Linked DNA regions of Mus musculus: region 1 is linked to region 2. The links are chromatin contacts, found by Hi-C or POLR2A ChIA-PET in ENCODE. All regions are on one chromosome and are shown on one strand. Each heading gives the region's core, a stretch centred on a gene start or an enhancer-like site at or near the end of the contact. The rest is flanking DNA. Distances are from core to core; before and after follow the strand shown. Region 1 overlaps Sik3 (SIK family kinase 3). Region 2 overlaps Sik3 (SIK family kinase 3).

The links. A loop is a pair of places that touch in the nucleus more often than their neighbours do. ChIA-PET counts read pairs that join two places held with the same protein, here RNA polymerase II (POLR2A).
Region 1: a map of heart shows a loop between it and region 2 (1.8-fold over the local background). The contact joins two enhancer-like sites. A Hi-C loop is called at or near these places in 2 of 37 maps with a recorded cell type or tissue (both heart). POLR2A ChIA-PET finds 5 or more read pairs at or near these places in 1 of 5 experiments (embryonic stem cell).

Annotation. Positions count from the first base shown.
Region 1 is chr9:46,148,981-46,153,856 of GRCm38, reverse strand. All of the region lies in intron 3 of Sik3 (SIK family kinase 3), which reads right to left. Among named protein-coding and RNA genes, the nearest start is that of Gm46110, 72 kb to the right of the region's middle. Within about 2 kb of position 3,621, at least 1 of the 3 ENCODE cell types and tissues checked has a DNase peak (open chromatin) inside an H3K27ac peak, as active enhancers do; it is heart, where a contact is called at or near this core.
Region 2 is chr9:46,107,669-46,112,758 of GRCm38, reverse strand. The region is part of intron 1 of Sik3 (SIK family kinase 3); the gene reads right to left. Among named protein-coding and RNA genes, the nearest start is that of Gm46110, 31 kb to the right of the region's middle. Within about 2 kb of position 1,983, at least 1 of the 3 ENCODE cell types and tissues checked has a DNase peak (open chromatin) inside an H3K27ac peak, as active enhancers do; it is heart, where a contact is called at or near this core.

The DNA.
Region 1 (4,876 bases), core at 2,372-4,871, 39 kb before region 2:
AGATACACACACAGAGACAGACAGACAGACACACACACACACACAGAGAGAGAAAGAGAGAGAGAGAGAGAGAGAGAATGCCATAGCATGTTCTGTTGAAAATATCCAATAACCTGTGAAAAGTCCTTTAACTAAGAGATCTAGCTGAAGAAGGACTCATTTGCCATCAGAATGTTATCATATGATCCTGAGATAAGGAAGTGAAAAATTAAGCAATATGAATGTACATATTGCTGTTAATAGTGGTTCACTGAAATCACTCAATTATTTTGGTGACACCTCACCCAGAGGACTAGTGATAGCTATCTTTCTTTAAACTTGTAAGAAAACAGAATCTAGGGTAAAGTGTTATCATTAGAGATAACTGCAAAGACACAGAGAAAGACAGCCAAGAACCAGGGAGAAGGGCCAAGCATGGCAACGAGGGGAATCCACTTACATGGCAAATTTTAGAAGATATATAAAGTGCATTTTGAAAGCAAGGGACATACATGATTCTAGAGTGTAAAAATGATGTACACTCACAGACACACAGAAGACACACACACACACACACACACACACACACACACATTATTATTATTATACGTATATAACTACTAAGAAAGATCAGTCAAGCCAGGTGTGGCAACAATGCTATCATCCTAGTACCTGGGAGGCTGAGGCAGGGGACATCTTGTTTGAGGCCAGCTTTGGGCCACCTAGGAAGAGACTTTGAAATCACTAAAAATAGACAAAGCAAACAACCCTTAAAAGATCTGTTATAATGTTTTGTTTCCTATACGCAAATCTTTAAAGTGGTTCCCTTAAAAACAAAAACAAATACAAACAAACAAGGAACCCAGCACAGTTACTTGCAACTTAATAGGGAAAAAAAGGAGAGGACAATAAGACTCTAGGCTGGAGGTAAGAGACAGCTTCACACAGAGGCCAGAATGGAACGGAGAGCTTATACCCAGCATACTTAGGCTGCTGGTGAGATCCATGGTGGGGGTGGGGGAAATCTCTGAATAGAAAGTCCCTGACTGAAGACAGCAGTGTTCCACAGCTGCCCAGGAACTGGACGTTCATCAGAGGCAGGACACTAGATTTTAAGCGATCCCGCTCTAACAGTACCTGTTCCCTGACCCCCCCCATTCCCTTAAGAGGGGCCTAATTATTCTAATAATATGTTTTAGTTGCTAAACTTGACCTAATTAAAGAGCTTTGAGGAGGCCGCTCTTCTTGAGAAACACAAGAGTAACTCTTCTGAAGGGCTACCATCAGAAGCTCAGAAGCTCACTGGGCCATGCCACCCACTAATTAAAATGCCCAAGAGACATTCGTCTGGCAGTAAACACTAATTACCAAAACACATCAAAGCTTCTCAAACAAGACAGAATGATTCATTTTGTGATTTCCAAAATAAGGGATTTTCTTTCATTTAAAAAAAAAAAAAAAAAAACCTTCTTTACAAATGTCTAAGTACCTTATTTTTCTAAAATAGTTGGAAAATTCTCAAACTTGTTATAGAGTTCAGGCTAGTGTAGTGCAGCCTAGTTCTGTTTTATCTCCACAATGACACATTGGTTGTCCTTGGATAAAACATTTATACTGCCAACAGCCTCACCTCCCCTTGCTCTGTTAAATGGAAGCCAACTGTCACAAGCCAGGACCAATGAAAAAGCTCCTGCATTTGGGGATAAACTTGTACTCTTAAGAGTTACCATATATAACAAATCTTGAATTTTCAACATTTAAAAATACACTTATTACATGTTCACTCAGCGCCATGGCGGGGAAGAGTTAAGAATTTTGTGAAGAGCTCCAAGCTCTCCAACAGCTGCCTGTGCTGCTCAGAACCCTCATCACTCTGGGGTCCGGGCGGAAGGCATCAGTGGCAGCATACTGGGTAGCCTGGAATACGCACACCACCCAGAACTGCGACTACAAACATCCACACACTACTGCTGTAACTGTGGGTGTAGCTGTGGCTGTCACTTAAGCAGCTGCGGCACATCAGGCTTCCCCAAGTCCAGCACTTGACTCTGCTGCTCCTCGCTGGGCTCTGTGCTCCTCTCCTCCAGCTCTGTCTTCTGGGCTCATGTGCATTCACACCTTAGCCTCAGCTTTTATTTTCATGCACTGGGCTCCCCCCACCCATTAGTTTGCTCTCAGTCTAATATCAGGTGGGTGTGCCAGGAAACCAATGGCCTGCAGTTTCATTCCCTGTAGAAACCTGCCTTTCAGTGGTCTGCTGACAAATGGTTGCTTTATGTTCCTACAGACTCAGTGGGCAGGAAGCAAATATTCAAGTCCAGATGGGATATTTAACCTCTGAGGGAGAAACCCAGAACAGTAGCCAGCCTACACTTACACAGTCAGAGGATCTGAATCTACAGTGGGGCACTTTCACACAGTGAAACAGTCAAAGAAAAGCAGTCTGGACTTCAGCAGGATTCCAGCTAGAAGTAACTTCCTCCAGGCCATTTGGTGAGCTAGCTCTCCTGTGTCTTGGCTACCAATGCCAGCCCTGATAGAGTCTCAACTGTACCCAGACCTTGGCTTCTGATCAGCTTCTGATTCTTGCCCTTCCTTCCCTCAGCAGACATCAAGGAGACACCTGCTATGTAAAGTCTGCCATGCCGACCTTTCCCAGCACTAACTGGCAGCTTATTGTTGAAATGTGGTGCTGATTTAAGTGTTCTTTACTGTAACATGGCTCCAGCCAGCTAAAACAGAAATGCATTTCCTTCCCTTTTGAGGTCTTATCAAAAGTGGGGCAGAGGATCTCTTCCCACTTACCAGTCATGGCAGGTCACTTGCCATGGGTCCTCAGGTGCTCGCCCATGAAGTCTTTCAAACATCAGTGGCACTCTGAGGCTCACATACCCTCTGAGGGTGACAGAATAATGAATGGAGTCTGCAGTTCAAAAACACTACAGCACTAGCACACAGACCTGCCTCAGAATTCACTCTCACTCTGTCCCAGTCTACTGGGGCACCAAGTGGAGGTGGGATATGCTGTGGATATTCAAGTTCGAACCTTTCAAAGAATAAAACACACAGGCCAGTTTTTGCTTGCCTAGACCAGCAGCCTCACTGGCGTCTTAGAGGTATGCCACTAATAGAACAGAGGAAGGGAGCTAACATTTCTTAAAATAAGTCACTTTTCCACTCTGTGCAGACTGTCTCCTTCTTCAGAGCTGATGGAAACCACGGCAGGTCAAGCAATGGGCAAAACTGTTTCCTGAGATGGAAGGTGAGCGCAGCCTCACCTCTGCTGGTCTTGTGTGGTGGCCTGAAACCATGTCTGCCCTTCCAAACTAACCAGAGCCAGCAACCCTTTAGAGTGCTACTTGGTTCTATCATTTGTTCTTCCTACAGCCCTGGAAACAACTTCCTGTTTATCAAGCAAATGCTTCTTTCCAAAAGAGCCAGGGTGAGGCCAAAATAACTCAAGCTGCCCGCAAGCAGGTTAATGAGAGTGCTCACTTTGCTCTCCTATTGTCCTCAGACGTGAAGGTCAGGGTGCCGCAGGGTAGAGGAAGCAGGCTTGGTGCTCTGTTTCCTGGCAGAAACACACAGAGGGCTTCTGGGCGTGCTAGGGGTTCTTTTTACAGTCTGTCTAGCTTGCCAGTGGTCCGTGTTGTACATTTCTTCTCCCAGACTCACAATCCAACACAGCAACGCAATCTATGAGCTCCACCCCCCAAAATTCCCAGAAGCCAGCAACTTCTCACGCTGGTTTCCACCCTGTCTAGCATCACCAATTGGGGTGAACAGCCACCAGATTTCAAGATCTCTTGATAACATGCCTAAGTATTATCTCCAATTCTGCCCAAGGCTTTCTGCATCTGTTCTCTAAACAGTCACAAGTCACTGGGAAGAGAATACAAACAGGTCCCCAGTACCTTCCTCAATGGCTAAGTCTTACACAATTAGAGAAGAGAAGCAAGGCCCAGAATCTGATATGGGTGTGATATGTATCCGTGTCGTTTTAGCACACATGCAGATACACAACCTTCTCACTGTAATCAGGATGCAGAATTACTGCCAGTTTTTCTTCCTGGGGAGTTACTCCTTGGTGAGAATGTCTGCACATGTGCACACAAGTAAGCCTGTCTTACTTAACTCCTGGCTCCAAAAGATACAGAGATATTCTACTACCCCAAAGTTCTCCCTACTACTCTGTCATGTTCTAACAGATACAGTGCTCTTGCCTTAGGACCGCTGTTCTCTCCTGACTTTCTCCCAGCAACATGTGAACTTTGATCGCATTACAGCCTTCTCCGAGTCCTCCCTTGACTGCCCTTTGATTTTATCTTAGTGTGGGTGTTATACTGGCATGCTTCTCTGTGTATCACGTGTGTGCCTGGTGACCACAGAAGCCAGAAGAGGGAGTCAGAGCCTCTAGAACTAGAGTCACAGAAGGTAGTGAGAAACCACGTGGATGCTAAGAATTGAACTCTGGTCCCCCTTCAAGAGCGGCAGGGGCTGTTAACAACTGAGCCAACTCTCCACTGCTCCTCTGGCCCCAGACTTTTCACACTTTATCATCTTCTGACTAATTACACATCTATGTAGTTTGTGTGTTGTTTGTCTCTCCTACTAACAAGTGTCAACAGGGATTTGTGTCTTCTGTATTCATCACTGCTTCTTGTACTTGTGCACTAGCTGGCACATGTGAAGTACTTGACATGTGTATGTTGTTCAGAGAACAGTGGCATGGGAAATGCAACCAGTACAAATGTGGATGCAGGACCCACCCACCAACAGAGTTCTGACCATATATTTTTTTAAACTCACTTTGCCACTAAGCAGGTTTTGTAAACTAAGGGCATTTTCTGTTCTTTTTAAATACTTTTGATACCTAGCCCATTTACATGATTACATG
Region 2 (5,090 bases), core at 734-3,233:
TGCACTTACCCTACAGAAAGCACACGCTTCCAGATTCTCCAGTCTATTCCACTGCTATCTGCACCCAAACAGAACTTGGCAGATGTTAGAATTTGCTATGTAAAAACTCTGGGGCCCAGATCAGAGAACACAGCAAAGCACGCAATTGGTGCTGGGGAAATGGTTTTTGGGTGTGCTGATTTGAATGCATGAGCTTAGGCTATGTAAAGTTTCAAAACTGTGTGCTGTGCTGTCAAAGGGGGAAAAAAACCAAACAAAGGACACGTGTCGCACAAATCACACAGCAGGCTGTCCAATCTTCTGAGATCATTCTTCACTGTATACCAACAACATTCCAGGGCCATGATGTCACCTGCGGTTTCCTCTCAGGATTTTAAAAGTTCTTGGCTCTGGATATAAAACTTAAGAAAGCTCTAGTTTGTCAAACTCTCCAGCCTTGGACCTCTGTGTGCACAGACTCCCAAGATCCGGGAACTACTCTCTGAAAGAGGAGCCTACAGAAACTTCAAAAGTATCTTTTGGTAGCGTGTATACATGCGTGTGTCTGCATCAAGTTTCCATCGCATGACAGCTTGTATTTACTGTGCTAATGAGACTCATCTGTACTGTATTTCAAGTTATACCTAATAATTATTTTCCTATTTTATGTGTATGGGTGTTGTGTCTGCACACGTCTGTACTGCACATGTAGGCATGGTCAGAAGAGAGCATCAGGTCCCCTGGAACTAGAGTAACAAAAGAGAAGGTTGTGAGCTGCCTCTGAAAAACAGCCAGAGCTCTTAACCTTGGAGCCATCCCTCCAGCCCTGTGTTTATTTTCTTTATACTAAAAACAAAATGATAGACAACTCAGAGAAGGTGGTGCACAACTCTAATTCCAGCACCTGGGAGTATAGGCAAGAGGGTCCTATGTTCAAGGTCATCCTTAGCTATACAATCACTTAGGGGTCATCCTAGACTACACAGTAAATTCCAGTCCAAGCCAGAGCTGCATAGTGAGACCCTGTTTCAAGCCAACAAAATTAAAAACAAAAAACAAACAAACAAACAAAAAACAATAATAAAAGAGGAGAAAAGAGAGTAGACAGGGAGGAAAAAAAGAAAAGAAAAAGCAAAAAGTCTATGGGACATTCAACTTAGTAGGCCACTGCCAACTTTAAAGGGTTAAGGCCAGAAGAGGCAGCCACAGCCTACTGTGTAGTTCAGATAACCTGACCCTAACCCACAAGCAGTAACACAGCTCCCTCATAGGTAAACTGGCATTCAGACAAGCCAATCACAGCCTAGAAACTAATAGATCTCAGTTGGGGTTAAGTTGTAAATCAACAAGATGCCTGATGTCTATCAGGACATAAGGATGTTGGTCAGTGCTCACTGTAACTCCATCTGCTACACAAACATTTCTTCACATATGCCACAAAATCCCAAAACTACGCCTAAATTCATGGTACTAAGAACCCGTTTTTCTCAAGTTCACATTTATTTAGGTCAGTAGTAAACTGCAGGCACTGTTTATATATACATAGATTATTACACAGTCCTGGTCAAAACACAAGTCCTCTCAACAGAAACTGAAGAACTTACTAGTGGGAACAGCCACCTCCCCCTCCTGGAGCCGCCAGTCATCCCGACCAGAGGGAAGAGTTCATTTAAAAGAAAAACATTTTAGATATATATAGTTTCATCTGTCCACTCTCCCCTCTTCTTGTCATTTTTAAAAATACATCGTAAATTCTCCCTCTGTAATGGTGAGCTAGGCAGTCTCAGGGGCACTCATTGGGCAGGAAGAGAAAAGGGACCAAGACTTGAGCTAAGAGAAATGAAACTGGAATCCCAACTATGAGGGCTGTTTCCTCCCTGTTTAATTCTTCCCTAAGACTGCTGTGGAGCTCAACTCAGCCTTAGCGCACAGTCACACAGTCACAGGGCTGAACCTACTGCTCCCACTGCCAACACGTCACCATCATAATTACACACACCCCCGCCTCGATCCCTACCGTTTCTTGGAAATTCCGAGGCTTGTCACTTCTGTTTTCTTTTTTGATTTATTTGAGATAAGGTCTTTCTGACTAGCTCTGACTGGCTTGGAACTCATGGCAATCTCCTGCCTCAGCTGCTACAATGCCAGCTCTTTACATCCTCTGAGCCATCTAGCCAACCTTAGGCCTCTAACTTTCAAAGATGACCCAGCTATGTACCTAAAACTGAAAACTCTACACCAAGAATTCTGTCCACTTTCCTGCCTGTATGTGTGCGCGGCACTAGCGTGCATGCACATATTAAGATTCATCTTGTCCCTTTATAATCTGAGAAGTGGGTGTAATAAGTACCCTGTAAGAATTAGTCACAAGCTATTGTCACTAGCTACTGCTATGCTCCTCGAATGGAACAGCAATTTCCCAAGTTCATTACAGAGGAAGACAGTTGCTTCCGTGTTGGGCAGGTGACATGCAACCACATGGTGTGGTTACTGGTTTGAACTGGATTTCTCTCCTCATCAAGCTCAAAAATCCATGTACCTTCAATAAAGACAAAAATTTCTCAAAAAAAAAAAACCTGACTGATAGATGACAAGACAATTATTTTTGATTGCCACTTAAAATCCACAGAAACAAATAAAACAGCAGGTGACAGTGGCAGGAGGGGAGGGCAGAATATTAGATGGGAGGACAGTTTGTTTTACAAGATGAGAAAACTTCTAGACATTGATTGCACAGGGTTAATGTGCATTACATTTTGAAATATTATACTTAAACATGGTTAAGATAGGGCCAACAAGACAGCTCAAACGGGGAAAAATGTCTGCCACCGAGTCTTGCAACTAGAGTTCATTCCCTGGAACCCACATGGGGGAAGGAGACAGCTGACTTAAGTCCCCGTCTACACAAGCAGACCCTTTTCCTATGCTAGCTTCCATCTTCCCAGGCACCCAACTTATCCAGTTGGATTTGTTCACACACACTCCTATGTACGTGTCCTATGTCTTTATAAGCAGCAGCCCATTGTGGAGGTTATAGTTAGGGTTATGATTGAGCTTGTCAAAGATAACCAGCAGAGCATCTGCCTGATGCTCCCAGCAGAAGTCGACAAAAAGAGACTCCTCCAACAGCACCACACTGCAGATGGAGTAAGACACCAGCACACTGCATCCTTACTAGGGCAGAGGTCTGCAGGAGAGTAAACACTGACAAGGAGCCTCTAAAAACGATGCTCACCAAACAAAATCACTGTTGTAGGAAAAACCTTGCTAGACATGCAAATATTTATAAAAACTTTGGTCTGGATAGAGACCATCTATTTTTAGGAGAGAAAATATGCAATCAAACTAGCATAGCAACAAACTAAACTGCAGGGAGCAGATCCTGTAACCATCTCAACCCAAGCAAGAATCTGGAGTTCTGAGTAAATTATTAAAATGTTAATTAAGAATCCATTCTGTAACTGAAGATGTCAAAGAATCGCTATATAGTGATGGATCAACGTATCAACAGATGTTCCAATACATTCATAGAACTCTCTATAGCTTAGGGGGGACAATTCTCACTAAACCTAGAGAATGCATTAAAAATATTAACTCAACACAGAGCCAGGAAATATTCAAACCAGAAAGTTTCTTGGAAATAACTTTCTCAATGCAGGCACCATTGCTTGAAGGATGATATAAACCACGAGATGAGAGCAGCAAAGGCACACGCCAAACCCAGCTCAGAGGAAACCATGAGATCCACCTCACACAAAACATCAGGAAGATCTCAACACTCAACCATTCATTTAGATGGTAATATGGCGATGGTAATTTTAAAAAGAAAATACTCAGAATAGCCAGAAACTTTCAAAAGTCGGGGAAGGAGGGAACATTATAAAAATGAGGAAAGGCTAGGCTTCCTGTTACACATCTATAATGCTAGCACTCAAGGGACCAAGGCAGGAGGATTATGAGTCTGAGGCCATTCTGGGTAACAAAGCTAGACCCTCTTTCAATTGTCAACAATATACAAATAACAGACATATATGTCTAATGCTAAGTAACAATAAAAATGTAAAGGTTATGCATTAGGTAGCAGAAATGGCCATCTCAGGCTAGGATAGGAGCCGAGACAAGAGTGATGCGGAAGGAGACAAGAAGTCCAATAGGGACTGGATTATTATTTCTGTCTGGCTGTGACGAAAATGACTGAGAGGATGCTATAAGGGAAGAAGCTTCCAGCTGCTTGACATGGTGTTTGGGTAGCACAGGGCAGACAGAGGAGGCTCTTCATCTCATTGTGAACAGAAGAGGCCCAGGGACCTCACTCTCCAAAGGCACTCCTGGTCTAACCACCTTTCCCAAATACCCCACCAGCTGGGGAATTTACTGAAGGAGCCTATGGTGGGGCCTTCCAGAAATGAGCACAGTTTTGCTTGGCACCCCTTTCCCTTGATATTAGAAATGCTTCCATAGACACAATGAATCTCAAAAACACTTGTCTATTTACTGTGTGTGTGTGTGTGTGTGTGTGTGTGTGTGTGTGTAAGCTTGTGCCACAGAGAAAGTATGGAGGTCGGAAGACATATTGGTCCTCTCCTTCCATCATGTGGGTTCCAGGAATCAGACTCTGGGTGTCAGGCTGGCTTGACATAATTTTTAAAAAGAAATGTCAGTATAATTCTTGAGTAACCGGATGGATGGATGGATGGATGGATGGATGGATGGATGGATGGATGGGTGTGTAGGTGGATGAATGAATAGATAGATAGATTAATATAATTTCAGATTGACTTTGTTCCACATTGTCTACACGTTTTAACTTGGAAAAGGGAAGAACCCAGAAGCCAGCTGTGGTTCAGGCCTGTAATCTTAGCACCCGAGAGGCAGAAGCAGGAGGATCAGAGTTCAGCTACAGATCTGAGCTTAAGGCCAGCATAGGTCACACGAGAAACCTGCGGCGTGGTGGTAGGGAAGCAGGGGATAGAGGAGAGAAAGGAGCTGAAGACAGGGAAGAGGGAGGAGTAGGGAGAAGGGAGGGAAATTTGGTGAGAAAGGGAGGGAAGGGGAGAGGGGAAGAGGGAGACAGGGGGAGAGAATATAAACTCTTTATGATTAAAGCTCTA